4 separate regions of the Mus musculus genome follow, and all the other regions are linked to region 4. Evidence: chromatin loops called from intact Hi-C (ENCODE). Cell type or tissue: left cerebral cortex. All regions are shown on one strand. Each heading gives the region's core, and the rest is flanking DNA. Links, peaks and the distances in the headings are about the cores only.

Region 1 (7,315 bases), core at 1,113-6,112, 200 kb after region 4:
GTTTCTTAGAACATAATCTTTTAGTATGATTTTCTAGTCTGAAAACAAACATTAAGGGGGACCTATTTTGAGCAAGGTGTAGTGGTACGAGCATTTATCCCAGGACAGGGAGCAGTGGCAGTGGTGGGTGATCTCTGTCAGGTTGTTCCAGGCCAGGCGGAGGAGCCCTGGAGAGATGGCTCAGCAGGTGACAGTGCCTCTTGCTGCTGCAGAGGACCCCATCCCATACCCAGCCCCTACATGGAGGTTCACCACTGTCTGTAACTCCAGGGAATACGGCATCCTCTCCTAGCCTCTAAGTTAGAAGGTGCACTTACATATATGCAGACAGATCAGTTTTACATTTAAAATAAAAATAATTTTAAAAGACACAAAGAGGTGCCATTTTTGCATTAAGTACTTAAATGATCATTATATCTAAACACAGTGATTGCTTCAAAGAAAATATATCTATCTTCATTCAACAAACATTTATCTATAAGCTACTATGTGCTAGGAAGTTTTTTAGGACAGTATTTCAAGAATCAGACAAGAAATTAAAAATGCACAATAAGCCGGGCGTGGTGGTGCACGCCTTTAATCCCAGCACTTGGGAGGCAGAGGCAGGCGGATTTTTGAGTTTGAGGCCAGCCTGGTCTACAGAGTGAGTTCCAGGACAGCTAGGGCTATACAGAAAACCCTGTCTTGAAAAACCAAAAAAAAAAACCCCCAAAAAACCAAAAAAACCAAAAAAACCCAAAAAAACCAAAAAACCAAAACCAAAAAAACCCACAATAAATGCTAAGCATTTACCTAAGAATTTCATGATTTCATTTTTTTTTAACTATTAAAAACTCATTCTGAGTGAGGTAACCCAGACCCAGACATACAAATCTGGCCTTTGCATATATATCATGGCTTCCAGTTTGGTGTTTTTATGGGAGTGTGCAAACAAGTGGGTCTCTGTGTCTGTGTCTTGGGCTCTTTTCCTTCTCTTTGTTCGTCTTGCCCTATTCCGATGTGTTAGTTTCTGTTTTATCTTATTCTATTTTATTATTATACTTTAGAAGCCTGCTTGCTTTCTAATGAGAGACAGAAAGGGGGTGGTCAGGGAGGAGCTGGGAGGAGAGAGAAGGGAAACTGTAATCAGGATACACTATATGAGGGGGAAAAATCCATTTTCAATAAAAGGGAAAATGAAAACAAAGATGCTGGGCAGAGGCGTGGGTCAGTGGGGATGGCAGGGAGGGAGCTCGGGCTCATCCCTCCAGAGCAGCATGGGATGGAAGAATGGGAAGCCACACTTACTAAAGAAAGCATGTGAGCTATGGCGGCCTACACAAACAGCTCACATGGAGTTGTGCTCACAGTTTAAGAACATGACAGTCAGCGGCCACAGGGAAATGTAGGAGGACCATGCTCAGGGCCGGAATGCACAGAGATCATAGGAGCCTTACGGACCAAGTGAGGAGATGGAACCTGTTTTCTCACTATGAAAAGAACACAGGCCCAGCATGCGATTGCAGAAAAAGAAAAGAGGGGACTGGGGTAGAGCTCCGTGAGTGCTTGTCTCTCACACACAAGCTCCCAGGTTTGATTCTGAAAATTCAATCAAAATAATGAGCAAAACCTCCAAATATAACACAAAAGCACAGTAGTGGAACAAGAGTGAAGCTGACTAATCCCCAGTGGGACAGTCCTGGACTGGCACACACAGGCCCTAAATCCAATCCTCAGCACAGGAAATAACCAAAACCCAAAACCAACCACTAATACCCCACTAGGCAGGCAGCGGCAGCTGTCAAGAATGTAACCAGACCATTTCGGCTGTTGTTACCTGTGGCTTGGATTTGAGTAGAAGTCTCTGGTAGCAGTTTGCCATGTTTAAAGAGAAGCAGCAGGGCTGCAGAGAAGGCTCAGCTGGTGAGGCCTTGCCAGAAAGCCTGAGGCCCAAGTGGGATCTTAAAATGCACATAAAGATGGAAGGAGAGAACCAACTTCACCAGTTTGTTCTCTGGTCCCATATAGTCCTTGTAACACTCACCCAGCCCCTACCTCACAGCACCCCACTGTATACAAATAATAATGAACCCAATTTTAAAAAGAGAGCAGGGGAGGGGGTACAAAACGGTGGGTGGACATGTTATCAATGACACAAGTATGAAAACAGAACAGTTAATGATGAGGGCGACACATTAATAATAGTTTAAAAGGAAGCAAGGCAGGAAAAAGTAGTTGGCAGATCTTAGATGAGTTGAAATGACCCTTAAGTTCTGGCTTGAGTAATAAGAACTGCCTATGTGATCCGAACAGTGACTTGACACACGATTCCCTGGGCATTTGAAGGATTGGGGAAAATTAAATATATTAAATTTATAGATGTAACCTAACTAAAATGCTTAAAATAATGTAATGAACTAAATTTGTAAATAGATATAACTGTTTAGGAGAATTTAATCCTTTCCATTAGAGTTTATCAAACATTCATCAAGGAACAAAAGAAAATGATTATTCTTTATTTTTATGCAGAAAGTATTCAATTTACTAATCTTGTTATTCTGCTTATGAGCTAAGCCTCGAGGCTTAAGAAGAACTACAGTTTAAGATTTACAGCTGCAATAAATGGGATGTTAATTTTAAATACAAATTGCCATTGTACAACAGCCCCCAGCTAGGGGAACACTGACTAACAGGCAGAATGTTGCTGAGACGCAGGAAGTGTCTGTGAATGGGGGAGGAAACCACAAATCACTTGCATATGTCACAAATACAAATGCTTATTATTTATAACCACAAATGTTCTTCTACAGAGGATGTGACAGTAAACTAACATCTCTTCTCTCCACTGGGATTCTTAGGGGACAGAGGTAGCAGCTACACAGGAGGCTGAAGCAGGAGGATCCCATGAACCTACCAGTTCAGATCCAAACTAGGCAACACAACATGATCTCATCTCTCAAAAAGAACATATTCCTTTTCTAAAAAAGCCGACCTATATCCGTGGACCAGGTGAGGGGAATCCTAAGGGTGTCCGTTCAAAAGCCAAGGAATTCAGAGTGTATTTCTGGTTGCACTGTGTGCCTCTGGATTACCAAGGTTTCTCTAACAGTCACACCTCACAATCAGGCTTTGCTTTGTTTTGTGTCTTTGTGGAGTTCCAGAATGAAGCCAGGGCTCTGTGCAGGGAACACGAATGCTCTACCCCGAGCCACCCACCACTATTTACATCTCCTTCTCCCAGCCCGCCCACCTGTCTGACTATCTTTATGTCTTCTATAATCCCCACCTCCCTGGTACAAGGCACTCTGCAGCCCAGGCTGGTGGTATTTAGTCCAGGCCAGCCTTTAACTCCTGATTCTTCTTCTTTTTCCACTTCCCTACTACTGAGCATACAGACATGGACCACCACACCCACTGCATCTTTTCTATGTCTGTGAACAGCCTCACTCAGTGCTTTGATCCAATGAAGCACTCTTGACTTTCCTCTGCCTACCCCACCTCCTCCACACAAACCTGTCTATGGCTTTGTTCTTTAACAACAATAAAAACAAAAAAACTAGAAGACAGGCCAACAGGAGGGAAGAAGGGTGGGTGAGAGCGGGAGGAAGGGAGGGAGGGAGGGAGAAAGGGAGGGAGGGAGAGAGAGAGAGAGAAGGGAAGGGAGAGAGAGCGAGAAAGAGAGAGAGAGATTGATTTCAGTATACAAGGAGACATGAGTGCTCTACACTGAGGAAAAAGACATGTTAGCTATAAGTGAACAGAAGGTGCCACCAAGTGGAGGCATGGCATATATGCTGCAGAGAAAAATCCAAGCAAGCCATTAAACTACAATTTTTAAGCAAGTCAGGGTTCCAACACGTCAAATCAAAAACAGTAAATCTACTTCTACTGATACAAGAGACAACAATGACTTTATCCTACTTGCATGAAATAACCCAGCAGTCCACTTCTCCACACTCAGTAATACTCCAACCCTGCCAAGTTTTACGTAGCTACTCATGATTCATTTGGTCTTTATGTCAGCAACTCTATGCTCAGGCTAAGAGCTAGGGAATGATGGGTAATTTAACGATAAAAGTGAGGAGAGATAAAAGTGGTATAAAATATGTAGCATTTACTTAAGTAATACTTTGAGATTATTCTATATAAGCATTTAAACTAATACAAATACTAAGACATTTTAATCTTAGTAAAGAATTGTAGAATTGTATGACTCTGCCAGGTTGTACTCATCAGGTGCTGTAAACTCCTGGAGGGCACGTGTGCTTCCCTTCTCACAGGGACACAGCGCCAGTGCCTGACGTGCAGTAGGCCTCAGATGAATAGCAGTTGAAAGTCTTTGAGCAGAGTACTGTGCGGGGTAACAGACAGTAACATTTTCCTTTCAAGGCCCATGCAGCCCAGTGTCCTTCCAAGACATCCGCCACACTGGCACACACATCCCTTCTGCAGGTCCACGGGTGGACCGAGTGGCCATAACGGCGACTGGCAGACTGAAAGGAACAAAGCAAAGACAGGATCCATAAAGTGAACTTGCCACCCCACAAGATTAGGGAAGAGTAAGGGAAACTGACAAGATGACTAAAGATCTCTGATTCTATCAAAATTTACTAATGCCTCGGAAGAAAACCTGTCCCCAGGTGACATTACTCAGCTGCTGAGCAAGCTGCAAGACTGTCACAGGCCTTAGTGGCAGCTGCTGACTCAGAGCGGAGGACAGAGCCACCACCTGCAGCTGGGCAGCCTCACAGGTTCCTCACTGCGAGCTCTGCAGTCGGTCATGCAGCTGACAGCTCACTCAGCCATCCAGGAGCTGGGCTCCCTTACTCCCCAGACGACACAGCACACACTCAAGGGAGATGAGTGTCGTATCCAGCAGGTGCAGGAGCTGGCCTGTGATTAAAAGCTTCTTGCTCCTCGACAGCCAACATCTCTACAGACATAGGCTCAGTGCCAGAACTCCCATTCCCACAGGGAACACACACTATTCCCAAGCACACCTGAAGAGCAGGCATTTATGATTCCCCCCCAAGTCATATGCAACTTACCAATCGGAACTCAATTCCTAACAGTCCAGACAGAATATTCTTACCTGGTCTCCAGAGCAGCAAGCAAGGTGTGGCACGGAAGGTCGTCTTCTTTTAAATTACACAGTACACTAGCTAAAATTAAAATCCCAGGGAATTCCTGTGTCTAGCATCAATTTCTATCCTGACTGCCGATGAGTGCTCTCAGCTGTCACTCTCCAGACCCAACTGTGTCTACAAAAGAGAACTCCTGACTACCAAGCCTTCTCTGTCTTTCCTACCTTGGTAACTCTACTTCCAGTAACCCAGATCAAAGACCTCAAAATAAAAGACACAACAACAACAAAATTTTAAAATGAGCAAATGATCAGAACAGAATTTTGTTGTTGTTGTTTGAGACAAAGTCTTGCAACATAGTATAGGCTGGCCTGGAACTTTCTATGCTTCTCTCAGCCTATGGATCACTAGCACTACATATATGCCTCACCACATACCAGCTCCTTAGTGAACATTTCTTTTTCCCTTTAATTTAAAAGTTTTACCTATGTCTTAGTTTTGTTTCCAGTGAGAAAGCAACCTAGGGGCAAAAGGGCTGACTTGCCTCACTGCTCCAGGCCTCTTCTCTGGATCTGCCCCTTGGGCAATGCACATTGTTGGGGGGCTGGTGGGGGGGTTGCTTACTCCTAACAAGCCTGGCTTCTACCTAGAGAGGACTTGTTTTCTCCAGCTGTTGGCTCTTAGGTCTTGAGTTATTCCTGTGTAAAAGGACCCCCAATCACTGTGCAGTATAGCCTTCCCAAGCGAAGACTACAGCTCTGGGAAGGCCTGGGTCAGAGGTGCTCAGGGGAAACACCCAACTGCTAACCAAGAGTGCGAGCCACTGTTTGCCATGTTAGGCTGCTTGGTAACTTGTGCTTCGTGACTGGCAGCTAATACAACCCTAAGATGTAGCTTGTATTACTGGCTGCTGCTCTAGCAGTTACTGCTGCCTCCCAGACAACTAATATGCACAGCAGCTGCCCTGAGGCATTAGCCTAAAGCCTCAGCATCTTCCCTGAATCCACATAGCAACCAGAATACAAAAGCCATGAAGTGAGGTCACACTGAGAAGGAAACTATGGCAGTTTTACAGATACGTATGAGGATACCACAGTGAAACTCATCGCTCTGTATGCTCACACGGGAGGGGAGTCTATGGGACTGGCACAGAAGCACTTGCTTAGTTCCATACCAAGAGTTACCCAGCAGGTAGAGTGAGGAAAAGACACTGATGTGGACCATGGGAGATGGGACTGTAATGTGTGGTGTTAGGCAGGAAACAAGATGGGGAATATAAAACCACTAAAGGAATGTCCTGAGATAGTGTGGGTTCTGCAGCACGGTAAGGAAAGTGACAGTGAGTCACAAGAAGCCTTCTGGTCTTCATAGTCTTATGTATGAAAAAATTAAGCTTCCACGATGCTGGCCTCTAGTCCATATGCAGCAGTATGTTCCCAAACTAGATATACCCTAATTTATAATAAGTTATTGCTGAAAGTTACTAGCCATCTTGAGTCACTTTGCTGTTGAAGTCTTGTCTCTTCTGTAGGGACTCTACCTCTAGCCTGGCAATGTCTTGTCCTTTTCCTGTGTCTGTGTACACGCACATGAACGTGTATGCTGGTGCATGTGCCCATGGCAGTACATGTGGAGACCAGCAGTTGATATAAAGCTTTATCTTAAACTCACTCTCTTAGCTTCTGAGATCAGGTCTCACTGAACCTGAGCTACGCTGGCTGGCCAGCAGGCTCTGGGACTTTCTTGACTCTGAGTTCCCATGCTGGGAAGATGGGGCAGCCACACACTGGGCTTCCTGTGTATGTGCTGGGGATCCAAACTCGGCTCCTCAGGCTCGTACAAGGAGTACTTTACCCATCTGGTCATCTCTCTAGCTCCTGGCATTTTCTTAAAAGAACACAAAAATGACACCAAAGTTTGCCATGTCATTGAGTCCTCCATAAGGAATGTTCACGTAGTATCTGGTTCTGTTTGATAGTATTTACCCTCGGAAGACCCATCCCTCTCAAACCATGCTACCGCAGTATCAACTATGTAGATGCAAAAACCTATCTCTTTTGCTATTATCTCAGCAATGTTCACAGCATCATCACCAGGATACACTATCTCAAAAGATCCCCCTCTTGCTCAACCCATAAGCATCTCTGTATCCAGGAACACTTTAGAATGGAGTCAGAGCAGCATCTCAGGCTCTACCTCTAATTCTAGTCTCTTGCTCGTTGGACCACACCTTTAGTTACGGCTCCCTCTGG
Region 2 (7,315 bases), core at 1,141-6,140, 540 kb before region 4:
ATACAGACCCTATGCCTAAATATTTATATAGAGTTGTTCATATTTCCCACACTTTTCAAATGTGAATGTGCGTCCTGAAGGTGGAGCTTTAGTACAGGAGAAAATTGGGAAGGGGCAAAGACGTTTGCTCAAAATGGGGCAGGACCAGTGAAGAACCTGTTTCCAGGTTTCTTAATCGCCTACATTTTTCATGCCCAAAAGTTAGCATGGATTCGGGTTTCTTCCACTATGGGAGTCTGCACGCAATTAAACAGGAGGAGAGAGAGAAAGCCTGCTTGCCGGAATAGGGCTTATGGTCTCAGCAAACTAAGGAGATGCAGGGACCATCAGAACCCTTTCCACACCTTGCTGGTAATTTTTGTAGGATGTTGTTTCTTCTTTTTCAAAATGCAGCAGCAAAGAATTGAGCAGTGAGCAACGTGCCACACCATGGAGTATGTTTAATCCAAATAGCTTCCAAGATGCTCTGTGACTGACTGTAGCAACTCTGTGGGGTTTAGGGAAATGGCTTGCTTACCAGCGAAGTAAGGCTATCTCCAAAATGGAATTGAATGCTGCTTCTTGGCCCATAACACTGCCACAGCCCATCTGTGAGTCAGCCACAGTGACTATAGGAGACTGATGCATGTATGCCCTATGTTGGAGAGGAATTATTTTGCTATTTATTTATTTATTTATTTATTTATTTATTTATTTATTTATTTTCGGATTTGAGTGATGCAAAAAAAATTCTTAAAATATTCCAAGTGGTGGAGAATGAGTTGAGGGGGGTATTTTTTTTAAGCAAGTAAGCCACTTGATTTGCTTCACTTAAGAGGTCCATATTAACATCAACCTAGACCTACATTCCCTGCTTCTTTTTTCTCTCCTCTACTTTCTGACACTACAGAAGAGGTGACCTCCAGCTAACATCTGAGAGCATCGGCACTGCCCATCAGCAGAGAGAAACAAGGATAGCCAGTCCCCAAAGAGGAGGTTGCACATGGAAAGATGGCCACGGACCATCTTTTAAAAGCCACTGCTGAAGGAATAGTGTGTGTGTGTGTGTGTGTGTGTGTGTGTGTGTGTGTGTGTGTACAGCAGAGAGAATGGAAGTCAAGGCCTGGCTGAGCTACACCCACCCCCTAATACTGTACTGTACATCTAGATTAGACTTTCAAGCTTCTTGCCCAGTTCCTTCTCCTCCCTTCTGCCTTTCGAAGCTCCCATCTCAGCAGCGGGAGGAACAGATCTAAGCAGTTCTGTGGAAGTGTAAAACCTGCAGCAGGTGACCTGTGAGGAAGCTCATTCAGAGCCCCCTTAAAAAACAATACAGATTCCTATCCAGAGCTTGGCTGACTTGGAGCTAAGAAGAGAAGATCACACAGCAACCAGTTGCAGTCCTAGGAAGATCTAGGAAGAATGCAGATCATTTCTTAAGGACCCATACGGGTCTTTAGCTCCCTCTCCATTCACCACAGAGTTGAAGGCACCAAGGCTTGCCTCTGGGAAGCCCACTTCTGAGAAAACATGAGCTTGCCTGCTCCCCAGAGCACAGTGATCTTTCTGTTCCAGAAATTCTCGGTGGCTTGCGAGGTGGGGGAAGGGGGGAGCACCCCAGCTGACAGTTGCTACCTGGATGAAGTGGTGGAGGGAGCCCCTCTAGAAACATAAGAGAGCTCCGGACTCTTGAGATGCGAGCCCTGGCTGCTGAGCCCAATGTACCTTTGCCTTTATTCTCTGGGGAGTGTAGTTTAGTGGCCACAGGTGGCACTGGACTAGCAAGAAACCTGTAAGAGGCTCCGGTGTGAGGTGTGGATTCGAATCTCTGCTGTGCTATTTGCTAACAGCTGTACCCGGGCAGGTTCCATAGCTTCTCCAAGACCTTTCTCAAAAGCCGAGTAGGGTTGATACAAGTCACTAATTAATACTGTTTGTCCCAAGCATCAAGTGAATCAAAATCTACATGGTGCATTTAGAACTATGCCCAGAACGGAGCAAGTTCTCAATAAATGTTAGCTTTTGTCACTAGGGTTAGATAGTGAGCAGAACTTTCTAAGTGCTATATCTGAGAGCCTGGGACTCCGTTGCCAAGGGAGACCAGGGAGCCTTTTCAAATATGAGAGCTCTGGCCCGAGGGATTGTCCACAACGAGAGTGTGGCGCCTTTCTCCTACCTCACTCTGACCGAGGGAAACCCACCCCCGGTCACAGGGGCGTCTTGGTCCCCCTCAGCCGCCTCCCGCTTGGCCCCAGCCCCCTGGCGCATCTCTCAGGCCCCCCTCCCGCCGCTCCACACCTGTCAGCCGCCCTGGCAGCCTCCCAGGGGCTCAAGCCCTGGGCCTCCGCCGCAACCCGTTCGACCCTGGGTCCTGGCTCCGCGAGCCTCGCGTTTGCCCGGGGCTGCTCTCGTAAACAAAACCCGGGCGTTGGAGCAGCCCCGCGGGCTGGGGAGCGCGGGAGCCAGCTCGGTGCGCGGTTCCGGCGCCGGGGGAACCCGGGGCGAGCAAGGGGCGATGGTGGCAGCCGCGGCGGCCGCGGCAGGCGGCTCAGCTTTGTTATGAATAGATGAAAGAGGCCACCTACACAGTAACCCAAATTACGAGACCTCCCTCCTCCCGATCTCACCGAATCAAGAAGGGAGGGGAGATGGGCGTGGAGGGAGGGCGGGCGAGAGGCGGAGGGCGGAGGAGGAAGAGGATGAGGAAGGGGCCAGTTGCATCCCACTTTCACAATGGGAAAGTGAAACGCACAAGCGCACCCAACCTCTCCAGCCCTCCCCGCCCGCCTCGCTCCCCTCCGCCCGTCCCCTCCCTTCCCCTCCGCGCCTCCCCGCGAGCGCCCGCGCCGCACAGAGGAACTCTCCGGCGAAGGCGGACGAGGAGGAAGCGTCTCCGGAGCGCGCAGGGCTTGCCGCCGCGGCACAGGCTGCCGGAGCGAGCCCGCCGCGCGCCGTCCTCCCTGCACTCCTTCCCGGCCGAGCCGCGGGGATGGGGCGGCCGCGGGAGCCCGAGCGCGCGCAGGAGCCGCCGCCGCCGCCACCGCCGCCCGCGTCTCCGTCGCCGCGCGCCTGAGCTGCCCGAGCTGCCGCGCGCCCTGCCCGGGGGCGGCCCCCCTAGCCCCATGGAGGTCTCCCGGAGGAAGACGCCGCCGCGCCCCCCGTACCCCGCCGCACCGTTGCCCCTGATCGCCTATCTGCTGGCGCTGGCAGCGCCCGCCCGGGGCGCGGACGAGCCGGTGTGGCGATCTGAGCAAGCCATCGGAGCCATCGCGGCGAGCCGGGCGGACGGCGTGTTCGTGGCGAGCGGCAGCTGCCTGGACCAGCTGGACTACAGCCTGAAGAACAGGCTCTCTCGCCTATACCGGGACCAAGCGGGCAACTGCACGGAGCCCGTCTCGTTGGCGCCCCCCGCGCGGCCCCGGCCCGGGAGCAGCTTCAGCAAGCTACTGCTGCCCTACCGCGAGGGGGCGACCGGCCTCGAGGGGCTGCTGCTCACCGGCTGGACCTTCGACCGGGGCGCCTGCGAGGTGCGGCCCCTGGGCAACCTGAACCGCAGCTCCCTGCGCAACGGCACCGAGGTGGTGTCATGTCACCCGCAGGGTTCGACGGCTGGTGTGGTGTACCGCGCGAGTGGCACCGACCTCTGGTACCTGGCGGTGGCCGCCACCTATGTGCTGCCGGAGCCGGAGACCGCGAACCGCTGCAACCCCGCAGCATCCGATCGCGACACGGCTATCGCGCTCAAGAACACGGAGGGGCGCAGTCTGGCCACGCAGGAGCTGGGCCGCCTGAAACTGCGCGGTAGTGCGGGCAGCCTGCACTTCGTGGACGCCTTTCTCTGGAACGGCAGTGTCTACTTCCCCTACTATCCCTACAACTACACGAGTGGCGCTGCCACCGGCTGGCCCAGCATGGCGCGCATCGCGCAGAGCACAGAGGTGCTGTTCCAGGGCCAGGCTGCCCTCGACTGCGACCACGGCCACCCTGAGGGCCGCCGCCTACTGCTTTCCTCCAGCCTGGTGGAGGCTGTGGACATCTGGGCCGGCGTGTTCAGCGCGGCCACTGGAGAGGGCCAGGAGAGGCGCTCCCCCGCCACCACGGCTCTCTGCCTCTTCAGGATGAGTGAGATCCAGGCGCACGCCAGGAGCTGCAGCTGGGACTTTCAAGCGACTGAGCACAACTGCGTAAGTCCAGCCCCCGGGGTTCAGATGGAGTCTTGGGTGACACTTACCAAGTCTCAGGTTCACTACACCACCGACTGGCCGAGATTGCAGGCTACTCTAAAGCACAGTCTGGGGTCCCCAAAGGGAGCGTGTAGAAAGGGTGACGGGGTAGCGGGGAGGATTGGAGGGAGGTTCAAAACTCTAGTGGCTGCCTCTCATCTTTTTAGTACAAATGCGGGCGCTTGTTTAGGACTGAGCTCCCCCCAACCCCCCGGGCCCGGGCTATCCTCTGTTCCTAACCGCTTCTCCAGACCAGAGTCTCAGTGGACATGTGGGCTTGACCCTTTGAGCTAACAGTTACTAATGCCCTTACAGAAAAAGCTATCGAACCTAAAAGACTCGCCGCCACACCCCGGCCTTTGTGCCCCCCCCCTCCACCCACCCCACCTTCCAATCTCTGGCTGCAACCTATGTGATGTGGTCTGTAGAGTTGTGGCCTGCTCCGCACTGGTAAATAAATGCTATGGTGCAAAAGCCGCTCGCAGACCGCCCAGCCTGAACCAGCGCGAGGGGGCGGGGCTGTGGCTAGCCAAGGGTGGCTGTGGTCTCAACCTGGTGGAGAGAACCCTAGGAGGCAGCTTATGGTGTACAAAGCCTCGCCCTGAAAAGGAGAACCGGGTGTGTGTGTGGGGGGGGGGGCGGTTTGGAAAGTGTTGGGGTGCTCCAGGCAGTTTCTGGGCTGCAGATTTCCAGACTAGATTGCGGGGCTCTCTGGCACCACCCTTGAGCTGTGCCTAAACCAGGCAAAAGACACAGGTCTTCCCCTCAGGGCTCACAGGGCAGCCACAGCTTGAAATCTCGAGATTGACAGTTCTTTGACCGGAAAATGAAGCGACAGTTCAAGAGGGTCTCGCTGATGGGGATTACGGAGGCTTTGTGTACTTCTGCAGAGGCCTTTGCCCTCCCAAGGCTTCTGGCAAGTAACTCTGCATATGGCTCCTGAGAGTGAAGCCTGCTGAGAGCCTCCTTAATCACTGGACAGGATTCAAAGAGCAGAAACGGAGGGCTACAGGAGTTGCTATTGTTTTGCTGTAAAATGAATCCGAGGAGGAAGGCGGGTGGTAGTGGTGGGGAGTCTTGGAGTGGAGAACTGTTGCATGTACGTTTATTGTGTACCAGGGTGCCTTGAAACATTTCCCCTAAGGTATATTGATATGCGGGTAGAAAGGCACTCCCCTCCCGCCCTGCAAAGCACACCTTACCAAATATTAGTCTTATTATTCATGGAGAAAAAAAAAGGCTTCCGGTCACTCGCTCCTTCTCTGCTAGGGCAAGCACATAGCCATTTAATTTCACTACTAGTATACATTAGCAAATACACAAAGAGCACAGGTTGTACCCCCCCCCCCAATGGTTTAGCCTTGCTGTAAGCATACAACTTAATATTTAATATCTTCCTTTATATATCTTCATAATCTAATCGCTAAAGTTTGGTAAATCACTGCCTTTTTTTTTTTACTTCTCTGTTGAAAGACTTGAAACCTCCCCTGCCCCCCCCCACGCTCCACGCGCCCCCATTTTACTTTAAGTGTTAGGCAGTTTGTCTGTGGGGTTAACAGCAACAGCTCAGAGGCCCACAGCAGGTAACTACCACGGAAGTCCAAGCTTTGCCATCTGACAGCTGTGTCGATGTGCAGAGCCAAAACATTTCTCTTGACTGCATCTACCTAGTGGGTACTGGAGGACTCGGTTTCCTTCCAAACCCAGCATGCATCCTGAATACACTCAAAAGCCAGTTTTTGGCTCAATCAGGTGTTCCTACTTGCATCGGGATGGGGAGGGGCAGGATTAGTCTAGAGCTGTTTATCCTTCTTCCTGAGAGAGAGCTGCCCCTTGGAAATCAAGCAAGGGATAAACACAGGCTGCCAAAAATCTGGAATAGGGGGGAAAATAAATAATTAATTAAACAGGTCCCTGTACAGTGCTTCTTGCTCCTGTTATTTATTGAGAACTCCCAGGGCGCCCAGAGCTGTGTGTTCTGAAAGATGGGGTCTCTACCCTCTGAGCTTGTCATCCAAGTTAAATGATATACTCAGGTTCAAACAATAGCTTTCCTTGGCTGCACAGGTGGGAGCTGGGAGTTTGCCTTTTCTTTCCTTTTCTTTTCTTTTCTTTTCTTTTCTTTTCTTTTCTCTCTCTTTTCATTTAAGTAAACTCTCTGCTCCTGGAATGCATTAAAAAGCTTTAATGGGATTGCATTTTAAGAACATTTGAATGAAAAAAAAATAGGTGGTAGTTTTGATGAAAAAAGGCCACAATTTGCTAACCAATTAAATAGGCAGATAAGATACTTAACTCAACAAATACTTGTTTGATGGCCTGCTTGTGTGAGCCTGTGAGCTATGCTGGATGCCACCGACTGTGCCAGCAAAGAGACAATAGCAGGTTGCAACCCTGTTTAATGGGGTCATGGGATCAGTGTGGCCTCGGTTGTCACTCACGGAGAATGTTGTCACGGAGATTGCATTTCTTTTTCGGGTCTTGAATGTGTTTTTGAGAGGCGTGCTGAATTATAGGTGCCTGAAACAGGAGTTGGACCTGAAACACTCCATAGAGGGAGCCCCAGCAGACTGCAACAGCTAACCCTTCCTAGCAAACACAGGCTCTCCCACCCCGATTTTCTTTCTTTCCTTCTTTTCATCAGCAATTCACAGGCTGCCAAGGCTCAAGTGTCTAGATTTGCTTGCCTTCTTCTATCCCCTCCCTTGCCAGCTGGTACCTGTATGGCCCATCTTCCACCAACCCATGGTAATGATGGCACTGGCCAGGCAGTGTTTGGTCTCTTATCTCCCAACTGCTCATTCTCGTCCCTGCTGAGGATTAATTTCTGAGATGCAACGAGTGTGTACTCAATGTTTCACACACAAGGCACTCCCCCCTCCCTCTCCCCCTCCTCCTCCTCTTCCTTCTTCTCCTCCTATTTCTTACCTTGCCACCAAATTTCAGTGTGTGCTTTCACAGAGATCATCCGTTAGCTGCAGACCCCAAGCCCACCATAATGGCCAATCTCTGCAGGCCCACTCTCTGAGGCCCCTGATGGGCATCAGAGTAACAGGCCCTCCCGTAGAGAGTTTTGTGACAGCTTGACACAAGTTAAAGTCACCTGAGAGGAG
Region 3 (7,315 bases), core at 1,581-6,580, 200 kb before region 4:
GTCAAAGGAGGATAGAGCATAAAACTACATGCAACACTATTCTATGACCTGTATTAGTTATCTTACATGGCCAGAGGGCTTTACAAATGTGGTAAAGAATCTTAGTGTGGGAAGAGCTTCAGGGAAATCTGGGAGGACCAATGGGACAGGGAAGAAGAAGTGGAGGAGGAGGAGATGTGATTGGAGCAGAATTCAGACTCATGGGGATTGCAAACCACAGAAAGCTATGGAGCTTCTAGAAGCTAACAGGGGTAGAAGACTAGCCCCTCTACTCTAGCCCCATCCCTGCCCATACTTGATTTGAGTGCTCTTCTGGGAAAAAAAATGTAACTTCTATATTTCAACTAACATTTGTGACAATTTGTAATGTTAGCAACATAACAGGTACTGAGAAGCTAAACTCCAAGGCCACTGTGTCTCTCCCATCCCTCCTTCCTGTTCTTTCCATCTGCTGTGGAATGAATCTTTTCAACAGTTCTCATGCGGAAGCCTCAAGCATCTGGAGACAGCATCATGCCAGACAGTTAAGGTACTAGGTCCTGTGGGCGGGCTCTAATCCAACATGACTGACATCCCGCAAGTAAAGAACACTACGCCACAGGATCAAGTTACAGAGCAAGATGGTGAGAGGACAACACGAAAGAGAACCTCTACAGGCCCAGCAGCCAGGCCTCAGAAGATAGCCCTGCAGAGATCTCCATGTTGGGCTTGTAGCCTCCTGAAGTATGAGGGAGCCAACTTATATGACTTATATTGATGAAGCTCAAGTCTGATTGATGTATCAGATTTCAAGCAGAGGTGAAACTCTACCTCCCTTTCCAAAATGCCTGATTGGACCAGCTCACAGCACAACCCTTGTCTGGGAATACCTCCCAGCTGAGTTGTTTAGCCAGGACCACAAGCCTAGTGCCTACAGGGCCAGGCAGGGAATAGGTTAGTGTGAGGAATGGTGTTTGTGGGTTAAATCTAAGCAGCCTCCCTTACCTTGTGCTGGCTGCCAGTGTTCCTGTTGGTGTCTATCTTTCTCCGAGTTCATGAAGGGTAGGTATATGAAACAGCTCTCTTTCTTCCTGACTGTGCTACGGAAAGCAACAACCTTGGCGGGAGAGGCATTGCCTTGGCCCTGTGTGCAAGAGCCCATGCAGAGAGACAGTGAGGTGAGCTGGCTATGCAGACCCTGTCCCTGCCAGGGGCACAGCTGCTGCTTGGCTCCAGACACTTGTCACCAGAGGCAAGTGCAGGCTGAGGCCCGCCAGAGTCTTACAGTCTCTCAAATGAAGTGGGAATGTGGATTAGAAACAAGAAGACCTTAAACATTAGCAACTATATAAAAAATTTTTTTAAAGCAATTGCTGGCCACTTTGTACCTATTATGATGGCTACCATCAAAAAATGAAAAGAAGTAGAAGCTGGAACGTGCTGGCAAGGGTGAGGGGAAATTGGAATCCTGCGCTCGGCTGGTGGGAATATAACAGGAGGCAAGCCAATCTGAGAAACTGCGTGCCAGATTCTCCAAAGACTAAGAAGAATGGAGTGTGACTTAGCGACTTCAGCTCTGGGGATGGAGCCCCGTGTTTCTGAAAGCAGCGAGGATTTATTTGCATGCCTGTGTTCATAACAGGATTAGTCACAGGAGGTGTAAATACAGAAGCAGCCCCCATCTCTACTGCCAGACAAACAGGTAACAAGGTGTGGTGTACGTTTGCAAAATAGTATTACTTAGCCTTAAACGGGATTAAAATGTGGATACAGCCTTCGACACGGATGAGCTTAGAGGACTGCTCAGTGAGGTGTCAATCACAGAAGGCTACGTACTGTGTGTATGATGTTCTTAGGGTAATCATGGTCACAGAGATAGTTGAATGATGGTGGCCAGGGCGAGAGGGCAATGACAGACAGCTACTACTGAGTGGAGGTGGGGTTTTGGTTCTGCAGGATGGGAATGGGAGGTAGAGATGGTTGCCTAGCAACATGGATGTACAGAAAGCCACTGGACTCTACACCTTAAGATGGCCAGTTACTAAATCTTATGTTATAACACATAAGACAATTTGAAAGACAATGCTTGTGCTGGCCAAGATGCCCTTAAGGGCTTACACCATCATGGGCCCCAGTTTGTACCCCATGTTTCACACACACACACACACACACACACACACACACACACACACACACACACAGTAGTTTAACTACTTTCTAGCTTCTTCATGTGTTAGTGTCTTATGCAGCCAATTAGAAGATAAAATCTTCATGAATGTGGGAGCTGTGTCTTAAAGTTCTTCAGTGTTCTTCAGAAAAGTCACTCGGAGCAGGTCACAGACAGCTTTCCAAATATTAGCTCACACACATATCCATGCACACACACACATACACATAAACACACACATACATGTACTCACTAACCCATACTCAGTCACCAAATCCACATACAAGCACACACATTTGTGTACATGCACACATAGAGACAGGCACACACAGACACACATAGACATACACACAGACCTGCACAGACATACATACACACTGACACACATAGACACACACACACAATCACACATGCATGCTCACTAACCCATACTCACTCACATGCACATACAACCACACACATTTACATATATGCACATAGACATACACAGATACATACATACTCACGCTCACAAACCCACAGACACACGTGCAAACACACACAGATATACAAGCTTACACACACAGATACATACTTACACACAGACACACACTCACAGACACACAGATATATACATACAGACATACACACAAAGACACACACACACACACACACACACACCCCTATGTGTTAGAAAGGACCATGAAATCCTCAGAGTCTCAGCTCTGAGAGGAGATACCATGTAGTTTCAGGCAGGACACTGGAAACTCAGAGAATTCATCCTGGCAAGAATGAGGAGTCATGCTCAGAGAGCAGAGTGGGAAAGGGGCCCATGAGATGGGGTTTCACATTTGTCCAGGGTAATGAGCGGTGCTGAGCATGCTCACACAGAGAGTGTCAGGACTGGATTCGATCTCGAGATAAATCATTGAAAACTGGCACCCAAGAGCTGAGGGGAGGGCTCACAATAAAGTGCCTGCCAGGCGAGTGTGAACACTTGAGTTTCATCCCCAGCACCCACGTCAAATACATAAACAAACAAACAGCTCAGCAGGGCATGCTTGGTGAGTGGAGACAGGACTTCTCAGGGCTCTCTGGCCACATGATCCAGCTGAATTGGCAAAATCAAGGTTCACTGAGAGTCTGTCTCTAAAGAATAAGGTAGAGAGTATAGAAGGAGATAACCCAATATTGACTTCTGAACTCTACATACATGTATGTATACATGTGTGCATGTGTGGGTACTCATGCACAAGAGCATGTGTGCACACACACATGCATGCATGCACATATACACACTCATAAAAGAAAGGAAAAAAAAGAGAAAAGAAAAAGAAATCCTGGAAAGTGACAGGGGCTACTGATAAGACCCTGGAGAAGGCAGAAGGCCCTTTGCACAGCCCTACAGGGTTCCCATGCCTCTGTCTGGACACTGAGGAGCTTAGGATGAGAGCAGGAGCTGCTGTAGCCTTGGAGGGTTCAGGGAGGGATGGGATGCTGTGGCCCGTCAGAGCAGGTGGCCGGGAATCTGCTTCATTGTGGTGCGTACACACCCTGAGAATGGGGGCAAATCTTAGCTGCACCCAGTCAAGCTGACTGACCACAGGGCCAGCCTGGGTCCCTTGGCCCTTTCTCTAACCATTTCCAGGTTACCATCAGCCAATGGAGGCCTGGCTGAGGTCCCATCATCAAACCCACTGTGCTCTCTGGAGCCGCCTGGAGGAAATATCTAGAACTTCAGCTTGAACGATTCCAGACAAGGTACCAAGTACTCAGTAACCCATGGCAACCCCTAGAGGCTGCTAGAGCCTCAGCAATGAGGAGCTGTATCCCAAGGAACCTGCCAGTTCCCCTGAGATGGCCCAAGCTTGGTGATCTTAGGATGACCTTCAACAGTCTACATGCCACGGGAGGCTCGTGACAACAGTGTCAGAAGGGGACAGTGTCTACCCCTCTCACACTTCCCATGGTGAGAGCCATGGTAGAAGGAATGGTACGAACAAAGGCGTAACTTCTCCAGTAGCCAACGGCTGTGGAGATCCCTCCATGTGCTTACGTAGTATACCCAGTTTTTAGCATGGAGTCCCTAAACTGCAAGTTCAGAAGTCACTAACCAGCTGTGATGGGTAAAGTCTCTTCAGGCCTGGACAATACTATCAGTAGGTCTCCCTTGGGGCAGCTTGGGTAAAGGTAGAGGGAAGAATGTCTTTTGGTTACCTCGTGGTTATTAATCTGGGAGATTCTGGGTGGTTGGTTCCAGGGTTTTGTACTTGATGATAGCGGCTCAATTCTTTTTTCTAAACCTTGATCATTGGTAAAGACACCAGGATCCTATAGGGCTGCCACCAGTTGGACTCAAATCAGTCTATACTTCTTAACATAGGTGGGGCACTTTCAAAGGACCCTGTCACTTACATGAACCTCCAGGACCTCTAGCCTCTTCCTTGTCTAAACCTTGGCTTTCTGCCTCCTTTGTAAGTGGCTAGCAGTCAGACACTGGAAACAGACAGCTTTAGCCAAGCCCTTGTGAGCTTCTTAGCTCCATTATCATACCTACACCCTGGACTTTGAACCTCAGCAAGTGGAGTTCATCATGTTTCTTAGGAGATAGGGCAACCAATTAAGGGTTCCACGGGTCTTGAGTAGGGCTCCTAGTGGGTCTCTGAAGGTAGGGATGGGTGGAATGGAGGCCATAAGACACCAGTTAACTAACTGACTCTGGATGCCAAAGTTTTTAAGTTCAGACTCCATTTTAGAGAGCCTGGCCTAAGTTTGAACTCCACTGGTCTCCAAGTTGCCCCCGCAACAAAACCTGGGCCTAGCTTCAGTCTCTAGGCTAATCCCCAACAAGACCAGCGTTTCCAGGTTACACTTTCAACAAGACCAGTATCTCCAGGTTGTTCCCTCAACAAACCTGCATGCCCAGGTTACAAGTCCACTCCTTGCCTAACGATCACCAATGCAGAGGGGAACAGAAGTTAAGTTTATGATATGACTCCCAGCACCAGCCAATTATGTTAAAGGCCACAGGAGCTTTCCAATTTGATGCTTGCACACATCTTCCCTGCTTGTGTTTACTATAAAGCCTTGCCCCGATAGACATTTGGGGCTTCCCCACCACCAGAACTGCCATGCGTGTCGGTAGTGAGCTGAGGGGCCTGAGCTAGCTTGAATAGAGTAAAGACCCTGCTGTAAGTTGCATCCAATCATCTCCTGTCTGTTTTTTGGGGGGGATTACTAATATTTCCCTGGCACAACACCTCCAGGAGAGAAAGAAGGACCCTCGTCCCCGAGCCTCATGCATGGTCTTTATATTTTACTTGTGAGCTAGCATTTAACCATCTATTCTCTGAGTCCTGCTTACATTCTAACTCTCACTCTCAGGGTCAAAGCAGTGCGTACTGGGGAAACTGGACATCTGTTCCCCTTATCCACCCCACAGAGCCCTTCCTCCCTCATCGTTACTCAAAACAAGCAACGAAGCTACAGGGACCTGTGAGAGAAAGGTATTTTTGACTTGGAGGTGTTTGGGGGTGACCATTCTAAAATTCCTCCCGAAAAATTATTGGAAGCACCGATTTATATCACAAAACAAAGATGTTGGGGATGTAGCTTAGTGGTAAGAACTTGCTTAATATGCCCCAGTATAATAATAATAATAATAGCAGTCATAATGATGATGATAATAACAATAACAGTAATAATCCAAAAAAGATAAATGAAGATGGATCTTGTTCAAACAGATGGGCATAATATCAGTTGAACATGTCATAGGGAACAAAAACAAAAATGCTAAATAATTAATAATTTGTCTTTCCCACTAAAATATGTCCCTTGCACTAAAATAGCTGCCTTGAGGTTGACACATCAACATGTCATAGATTTGTTCCGACTGTTTTCTCCTTCATCCCTTCGGTAGCAGATGTTTTGTGATGCAATTAGCCAGGGCTTATGTAGGACAGACATTTCTGTGACCTCATCATGGCACTGGCAGGTGATTGGCAGCACTGATTCAGCTGCTCTATGGGGCTGATAGGCAAGTGGCTTCTGTCGGTCTTCCCACTGCCATCCCCAGAACATGGGTTTTATTATTTTAGCCGTGACAGCTGTTATCTTTCGGTGGCAACGTGGCTAGCATGGTGGCAGGCATTATACTCACACAGGAAGAGGACCAGAACAGACAGGCACTGGTTTGGAACCACTCAAGAGAGAGTGGAAACAGGGCAAACATAGTGTGGCCAAGATGGCGAGTGGCAGTTCTGAGATGTAATTGGGAGGTAGTACTGACTGGGTCTGAGGTGGGCAATGGTGAGGGCTCCAGCTTCCAGTCTGGATAGGTGGAGGTATACGAAAACACCAGAGGTAAGGGGAAAGACTTTGATGTTTTCAGCCTAAGGCTATGCATGGCAGAGATGTTATACAGAAATTAGAAGTATGGAGTTGAGTAACTGCACACCACTTTAATCCCCAAATTCAGTAAGCAGAGGCAGGGGCATCTCTGTGAGTTCCAGGCTGGGAACCAGTCAGCCTGGTCTACACATTGAGTTCCAGGATAGCCGGGGCTACATTGACCCTGGAGAAAAGAGATGAGTGCTAATGATGAATTTATGTTTGGGTATCTGTCACACAGGCTGCTGCCGAATGCAAGGAGAGCTGGTGTAGAAAGCATATGCGGGGGTGGGGGCGGGGGTAGGGTGGGGGCTGGAGGGGCAGCTCACTTTGAAAAGGACGCTTCATGCAAGCAGGAGGACCTGAGTTTGGATCCCCAGAACCCACCCAGAAGCTGGACATGGCATCACACTTCTGTGACCCCAATGCAGGGACAGAGAGCCCTGGAGCCCAGGGGATGGCCAGTCTAGCCCAATTGCCCCAGCTTCAGTGAGGGAACTTGTCTCAAAAATAAAAATAAGTCAGTAAGTACGTGGGAGGCAGAGGCAGACAGATCTCTAAGTTCGAGGCTAGTCTGATCTATGAAGTGAGTTCCAGGACAGCCAGGGCTACATAGAGAAACCCTGTCTCAAAAAAAATCATGATGATGATGATGGTGGTGGTGGTGGTGGTGATGACAAAGATGATGGAGGGAAAGGAGGAGGAGGAGAAGAAGATAAAGATGGAGAATGATATCTAATATTTATCTCTGGCATCTCCTCTCTCTCTCTCTCTCTCTCTCTCTCTCTCTCTCTCTCTCTC
Region 4 (7,315 bases), core at 1,616-6,615:
TTTTATAGGTCAATAGAAACAAGAGAAATGTTGGACTAGGGGGACATCATCAAGAGGGCTCTACAAGATAGCCGAGAGAGAGAGAGAGAGAGAGAGAGAGAGAGAGAGAGAGAGAGAGAGAAGGAGGGAGGGAGAGAGAGAGGGAAGGAGGGAGGGAGGGAGGGAGAGAGAGCGAGCTGGCTTCGGGACACTTTTCACATAGACTCATAGGGTCCACAGAGCAGCCTGCCTTTGTGATCTGGATCTGGTTTATAACTGACCTAGACATTGAATTCTATTTGAGTCTCACTCTACGTCCATCTAAACCCAAAGCAACAGGCCTTTCGCTCATGCAGAGAAATGCAGACATACCCTGAACTGCCTGGTCCATGCTTTCTCTATGCAGCTACAATTTTAGACATGGAGAAGAATTTTCCTGAAGATGAGATGGCTTCTTGAGAGTTCCAGTTGTCTTTCCTTGAACAAGAGAAGGGACTCCAAGCTTCTTCTCTAAGATCTAATTCTCCTGTTGCAAAGTGCAAAGGCTGTGGAGGGGCGCAGGGGGAAAGGGAGCCTACATGGTTTATAACCAGAAAGACCTGGGTCCAAAGTCAGGCAACACTGTTTTGTAGTTGGTCATCCTGGGGAGTAGTCTGGACCCTGGAGAAAAACAGTAGTTTCCTCACAGGGTTTTGATGAGGCTTAATGGCATGTAAAACCTCCAGCACGTAGGCTCTCAGGAAATGGCAGCTATTTCAGTTCCTGCTGTGAGATTCAGGCCTGTGATGGGGTCTGGCTTTTCCTTTCCTTTCACCAGATTGCCTGGCTCAGCAAATGTGGGGATACTGACTTCGGGAGCAATGAGTAGTGGGAGCACCCAGTGGTGGGAGCACCGAGTGGTGGGAGCACTCAGTAGTGGATGATGAACACACAGAGCAGACCAGGCTGCCTCATCTAACAGCTTCCTGAACTTGTCTTGTTTGCAGGAGCCACAGAGATCCTAACATCTGTGAAACCTAGCCTAGTCACCATCTAGAAGATGGTGACTCTCTGCCACTTGAGTGCGGATGAGGGCCTGACACCGTGGGAGAGGCCCTGAAAGCGACCCCTCTGACAAGATTAAGCAGAAAAGACACCCACAGGCAACAGCAGGGTCTATTGCAGGTGTGTGGGCAACCCAACATGTTTTTCGAGGGCCGAACCTCCCACCTATTCAAGTGACAAATATTTACTCAGTACACACCACATGCCAGGTACCTCACTAGGTGCTAAGACACAGAACTCAAAACAGGTTCCTTTCCTGTGGTGGGAGGGGACGACGGTGGTGCTATGGGAATATACACCCTGCGTGCTCACAAGAGGTCTGCACAGGGGCCCAGAGAGGGACTTACTAAGTCACTCCCTTCGTGTCCAGCATTTCTGAAAAATTTCCACAGTAAACACGGAGTCTATATAGAGACTACAGAGTAGACATACATATGTCTACATAGTAAACACGTGGGTCTTCTGAAATCAGGAGGAAAAACATAAAAGGAAAGTCTCAGGTTGCAGTGGTAGACAAATGATTTAATAATTATTCAAATGATCCTTTGAGCATCCAGATTGAAAAAGCTCAAACGAACTTTGCTGGGAAGAAAACTTGGGGGTGTCTGAGTGATTCTGATAGGGAGACGGGTCGGGTACCCCACTGCCTTTCTGGGAAAGCGACACTTAGGCTGGGGCTGCACACCTCCATCGTGGTGGCTTCATAATGGGCATGTAAGCTAGTATGCCATCTTTACAGAGCCTGCAGTGACGTAAATCATCATTCAAAAATGGCTACTAATTGTCAAGTTACGGAGAGGGGACAACGTTCAGAAGCAGTCCCTGTTTGAAGGCAGGTGTCCAGGGATGCTTTGAGGGGACAGCACAGAGACCCAGGCTTGGAAAAGCCAGTCTTTCCCTAGACATTTGTATCATCCTGTCAGTGTGGCCAGAAAGCAGAGGGAGAGAGAAGCGCTGCCCCTTGAGCCGAACACCTGGATACACACATCAGAGGAAGTCATTAAAGTTCCCATTTCTACAATTTCTCAATTACCGTGGCCAATAGCACCGTGGAAAGGGCCCTTGAGAAGCCATCCTCAACCAGGGCCAATTTCAGAGCAAAGCATGCCACTGTACCCCGCATCTCCTGCAGAGGCTTCTCTTCTCAGTGACTCTTCCTCTGCCTCCCTTTGAAGGCCAGTCCTTCTCTAGGGCTGGTGGCCAATGATGGTCAATGATTGGTGCTTTAGGGCAAGTTTATGATGATTTTTAGCTTTTGATGAATTTCCGTTTCAGGTCCCAGCTCCACACAGATCTTGCTTGGAGGATTTTGCCTTTTTAGAGGCACCAGGCAATAGGCTGATGTGAGATGGGGGGTGGACCTCACTGGAAGTTTGTCTTCTTTTTAGACATCAGAGCAACTCGGGAAAATTCTTTTTGAGAACTGCTCTCCTGGTCGGGATCTATATTTAGATTCTGAACTATAGACGGGGTGGGAGTGGGGATGGGGGTGGGGGGCTGAGACTCCCCGTGGGTCTTCCTCAAAACACATCAGCCTAGGAACTGAAGAGAGCGATATCCTTGTTAATCCAATCAGTTCTAGACAAGAAAACTAGAGGATTCTGCTGAGCAAGTCCCCCTCTGGTGCTTCAATTATCCCTTTGGCTGTCTACGTCCATCAAATTAACTCAGGATTCTAAAGTCACATTTCACATTGTTTTATATGACTATCAGCATGGCAGGTTTAACCCAAGACTCCCACCATCATCTGAAAATAGCCTGGCAGCTGGGGTGTCTCACCCCTTCCAACAGTGTCCGCGGCTATGGAGGGGACAGCAGGAGTGACAGGCTTCAACCACTGCCCCCACTTTTGGGATGGTCTGAACTGCTGTGAGTTGGGTTTGCATTTCCCAAACTAAAACAATAAGTAAAGCAAGGGTTTCTGGGAACAGATAGGAGTATAGGCATATGGTGATTAATTTGCCTGCACCACCACATCTGAAGTAAAGGATAAGTACAAAGTAGCAACGACCATATTAAAAACCACAATAACAACATCACCCGGCTAACTTCATCAGTAAGATTAACTCAAGCTTTTTTTTTTCCTACTGGATAGGCAACACTTACTAAATTCTTTCCTGTGTGGGAGAGCGCCTAAGAGAGCAGATGCGGGTGGGAGGGCAGATTGCTACATTCTTTCAGAAAGGAATCTGAAATCCCGTTGGAGATGCTTTTAAAAATGAATATACTCTATGATTCTACAGTCTCACTTCCAGGAATGTATCCCAACAAAGCAAATGTACACAGAAGCATGTGCAAAGATAATCTTTGTAAGGATGCTTATTATAGTTGTAAGTTGTAAAAACCACGTGGTTATTACAGTCCACGATGCACTGTTAAGTGGTCACTGAAATGTGGAGGTACACTGACTCAGAGACATACCTGCAACATGTTATTAATGGGAGAAGGTGACGAAATGTATATATACCAACGTGTCAAGTGATTCTACTTTCAATAAACAGTATGCATACATAACAAATATAAATTAAAAATGCCAGCCCTGTGGACAGCCTTCTGCTGGATTGTTGTCTGAGCAACAAGAAGGTGGGAAATGAGCCTCCCAGGTACTTTTTACAGCCCAGGACAAGCACTTGTTCGTTTGTGCATTTTGTCCCTGCAGTGCAGCAGTTCTCAGCCTGTGGGTTGTGACCTCTTGGGGGATTTGAACGAACCTTTCACAGGGCTTGCCTGAGAACATCGGAAAACACAGATATTTACATTATAACTCATAACAGCAATAAAAATGACTGTTATGAAGTAGCAATGAAAGTAATTTTATGATTAGGGGGTCACCACCCCATGAGGGACTGTATTAAAGGGTGGCGGCATTAGGAAGGTTGCAAACCGCTGCTCCCGTGGGCTCTGCTTCATTACTGATCCTCACCTCTGTGATCACTCAAGGTTGCTGAGAGCTGGTTCGGGCCAGTGTGCGACAAAGGCAGACTGTACCACGGCAGTGATTATGTACAGATGGCGCCGCTCCCTCCCTCCACTCCCTTTTGCTCACCTCTATTTCCTGGCTTTGCCTATAATGATCCTGTAATGAATATGCGTGTTGTGTGTGGCTTCCAGAGTAAAACCAGGAACAGGAAAACAACGGTTACACAGACAGCACTGTTGCCACCTGCTGGCGATTATAGGGAACAGCCACAGCGATTTAAGGTGGACGCCCACAGCAGGCGGTGATGGTGAGGGCTGTGGAAGACCTGAGCTCTGCTCTCAGATTCCCCGCTGTTTCTGCCTGGATTTAGGGACTTTTTGCAATGGAAAACAATCTTAACTGTAGAGGGCTTCTTTACAATGTTTGGGGGGGGGGGAATTCCACCTTCCAGAAACAAAGTCAGGTTTGCTGCCTTAGTCTGAATGCTAGGGAAAAATCACATTCCCTGCCCCATGTAGCAATGCGCATCTGTCAGATAGTTTAAGGACTGTATCTCCTCTAAATCCCTCCCTCTTACAAACGCATTTATTATGAGCTGGTGAGATGCCGCCACGGCTGACTTTGTTCCCCCGGACCCTCAAGATGGAGAGAATCAACTGCTGAACTCAGGTCATCCACAAGAGCAGAGTGAGCTCTTCCGAGTCATCCGTCCCATGGCTTCTCTGGCCTGACAGATGATCAGCGTCTTCTCCAGGGTGTGTCACTTTCTTAGGTCTTTGTCAAATGGCCTTCAATGAAGCTTTTCTTAATTTCTCTATCACACAGTTAAACACGTCCCTCTGTTTGGTCCTCATGTTCTTTCATGACGTCTTCCGTTTTAGCTTACGCGCCGCTGATGAACCGCACGTGTGAAGAGACAGGGACACATCCCAGTCACACAGTCACCGCCCCCTCCACGATGCCTGGCATCTGCCGCAGATGCCCCATGGTACCCAGTGCAGAGTTCCTGCACGAAAGGTAATAGCTTTCGCTGCATAGCTCAGATTTGAAGACCAACAGGACTGGCGGCTTGGATACGTGTGAGCTCACGTCAAGCCAGGGTCTATTCTTCGGATGCTTTTTGTTAGGCAGTTGCTGGAGCTGATCAAAGGGATGAGGCCATGAAGCCCAGCACTCTATCTGCTGAGTTTCCCACAGAGCTCTAAGTGTCACACAAACCCAAGCTCAGCACTGACACAGAAAAAGCACAGTTCTACCAGGTGTCAGGCACTGGCTTCTCCCATGCTCGGGCTGGAAAGCAGCACCAGATATTTGGAAATTTCCACAGATGACAACCTGTCTCTCCTCTGTAAACTCCTGCTTGCCTTTCTCCTCAGAAGACCAGGAGCCTGAGCCTCCACATAATCATCTGTCTTCTAGGTACCATAACCTCAGACCCTGCCATCCCAGGTCTGTCTGTCTTCTAGGTACCATAATCTAAGACCCTTCCATCTCAGGTCTGTCTCCAGGGGAAGAATTTGCTGTAGGGACACCTCACACCTTTTTACCCCTTACACAACACTGGCCTTATACAACACTGGCCATATTTATTAATTAATTAGTTAATTAATTAATTAGGTGATAGCTTTCATTAAAAATATGGTTCTTGGTATCCCTGTTTGAAATGAAGGACAACAATTCCCTATTTTTATTTTTTAAATAGAAAGGCTATTTTCTATAACACACATACATTTGTATTAAGGGCCTTAAGCCACCCCCACACATACACACACACTCATGAACACAGAGACATATGCACATACTCATGCACACACAGAGACATTCGTATAATACACATAACACACACAATGAATTCCCTGTTCCTTTTATTACTTATAAAGGTAAACACGATTGTACCGGAATGTATTAAATTCCCTTCTTACAGAGGATGACCACACATGTCTCCTGAAAGTAGTGGACTCCAGACTGTTGGAGCCCACCCAGAGGAGCTATGATCCTCCAAGTCACCATGGACACAAAATGAAACAGAGGGAACAACAGAGTCACCAAAGGCATACTCGTGATCCAATCGCTATTTTGAAAAAAGGCTATTTTAATATCAGAAAGGACATGTTCTCAGAGTGACTTGAGAAAGACTTGGTCTGCTTTCATAACCTTGTCACAGACTTGCACCGCGGTGCTCAGAAATGGAATCCAGGGAACCCTTAGCCAAGAAATATGGTACTAGCAATGCAGGGAGGAAAGGCAGAGAAAAGCCAGAGGAGGTCGCCCCTAGTCTCTACCCAGAACCAAGTGATTCCAAGTTGTAGACCTTTCAAGAACCGCCTGTAGCACAAACATTACCTCAATATTTTATCAGATAAACTTACTTGATTTTGCCTTATTTAGCCATTCATTTGTTTGTTTTGTAAAGACAGGGTTTCTCTGTCTAGCCCTGGCTGTTCTGGAACTCACTCTGTAGTCCAGGCTGGCCTTGAACACAGGGATTTACCTGCCTCTGTCTCTTGAGCGTTGGGATCAAAGGTGTGCGCCACCAAGCCCAGCTATTTGGGTTTTATTTTAAATTGAAGGCTGGGATCACTTCCCTGAGGGAAAACATCAGTATTTCTTGCCACGAATAAAGGACATGAAACATGAAAATCAAATTACTACATTCTGCCTAGTGTTGCTTGCTGAAGACCAACCAGTGTCTGTCTGTCTGTCTGTCTGTCTGTCTGTCTTTCTCTCTCCCCGTATCTCTGTGTGTGTGTTTCCTTCCTTTCTTCTATTTCTATCTATCCTCTATCTGTATCCATCTATATCATTATCTATCTATCTATCTATCTATCTATCTATCTATCTATCTAACTAACTATCAACCTACCTACCATTCATCTATCTCTCTTTTTAGCCTGGCAGGTGTTATAGCCATTGTCCCAAACAAGTTTTTCTCTTTGACAAAATCAGAAGAATTAAAAGTAAATGGAAAATAAGTTCCTTCCATACAAGTTGGTACAGTTATTATCAAGATCTGAAGGCAGGTCCACCTGCAACCATTTCTGACAGCTCAGTTCGGAGCAACACACTCAGAAACATTGTAGCAGCGGAAGCCATAGGATTCAGCATGCTTATTGGTGCCTACTGTATCTGGTGCCACACAGAAAATAGAATAAAGCAATGGGCTCCATGGTTACTGCTGAGACACAGAGTAAATAAATAGTCACACAAATTTTGATTGTGTTTTGTCTTTGTATGTGCACACACATATGAAGTATATGTATGTGCATAAGTACATGTCTCTATCCACACAGATCCACACATGTATGTACACATTTGGTAAGTGCTATAAAGGAAAGCACAAAATGTTACGGTCACTGGCAAGTAGGAACTTCC

Evidence for each region. Peaks named below come from ENCODE experiments on the same cell type or tissue, not always from the same donor. Only the 100,000 strongest peaks of a DNase experiment are listed, where the experiment ranks them.
Region 1: it touches region 4 in a loop (4-fold over the local background); 4 of 42 quality-filtered maps call a loop at or near these places.
Region 2: it touches region 4 in a loop (3.0-fold over the local background); 8 of 42 quality-filtered maps call a loop at or near these places.
Region 3: it touches region 4 in a loop (8-fold over the local background); 18 of 42 quality-filtered maps call a loop at or near these places.

The regions. Positions count from the first base shown.
Region 1 is chr10:94,207,335-94,214,649 of GRCm38, reverse strand. All of the region lies in intron 3 of Ndufa12 (NADH:ubiquinone oxidoreductase subunit A12), which reads right to left. Among named protein-coding and RNA genes, the nearest start is that of Ndufa12, 12 kb to the right of the region's middle. In left cerebral cortex, for the core only: a CTCF peak has its summit at 3,766; DNase peaks (open chromatin) are centred at 3,239, 3,758 and 4,757.
Region 2 is chr10:94,940,365-94,947,679 of GRCm38, reverse strand. Plxnc1 (plexin C1) reads left to right here and starts at 2,835. Exons shown (of 31, transcript NM_018797.3): 1 at 2,835-4,163. The coding sequence starts at 3,102. In left cerebral cortex, for the core only: a CTCF peak has its summit at 3,443 (motif pointing right); DNase peaks (open chromatin) are centred at 3,825, 4,065, 4,812, 5,931 and 3 more places; H3K4me3 peaks cover 4,317 bases; H3K27ac peaks cover 2,437 bases.
Region 3 is chr10:94,606,004-94,613,318 of GRCm38, reverse strand. It overlaps Gm32898 (a long non-coding RNA gene), which reads left to right. Exons shown (of 5, transcript XR_001779842.1): 4 at 1-5,631. Among named protein-coding and RNA genes, the nearest start is that of Gm32898, 14 kb to the left of the region's middle. In left cerebral cortex, for the core only: a CTCF peak has its summit at 3,870; a DNase peak (open chromatin) is centred at 3,878.
Region 4 is chr10:94,405,733-94,413,047 of GRCm38, reverse strand. It overlaps a transcript of Tmcc3 not described here. Among named protein-coding and RNA genes, the nearest start is that of Gm32827, 17 kb to the left of the region's middle. In left cerebral cortex, for the core only: a CTCF peak has its summit at 4,183 (motif pointing left); DNase peaks (open chromatin) are centred at 3,191 and 4,176; H3K4me3 peaks cover 278 bases; H3K27ac peaks cover 464 bases.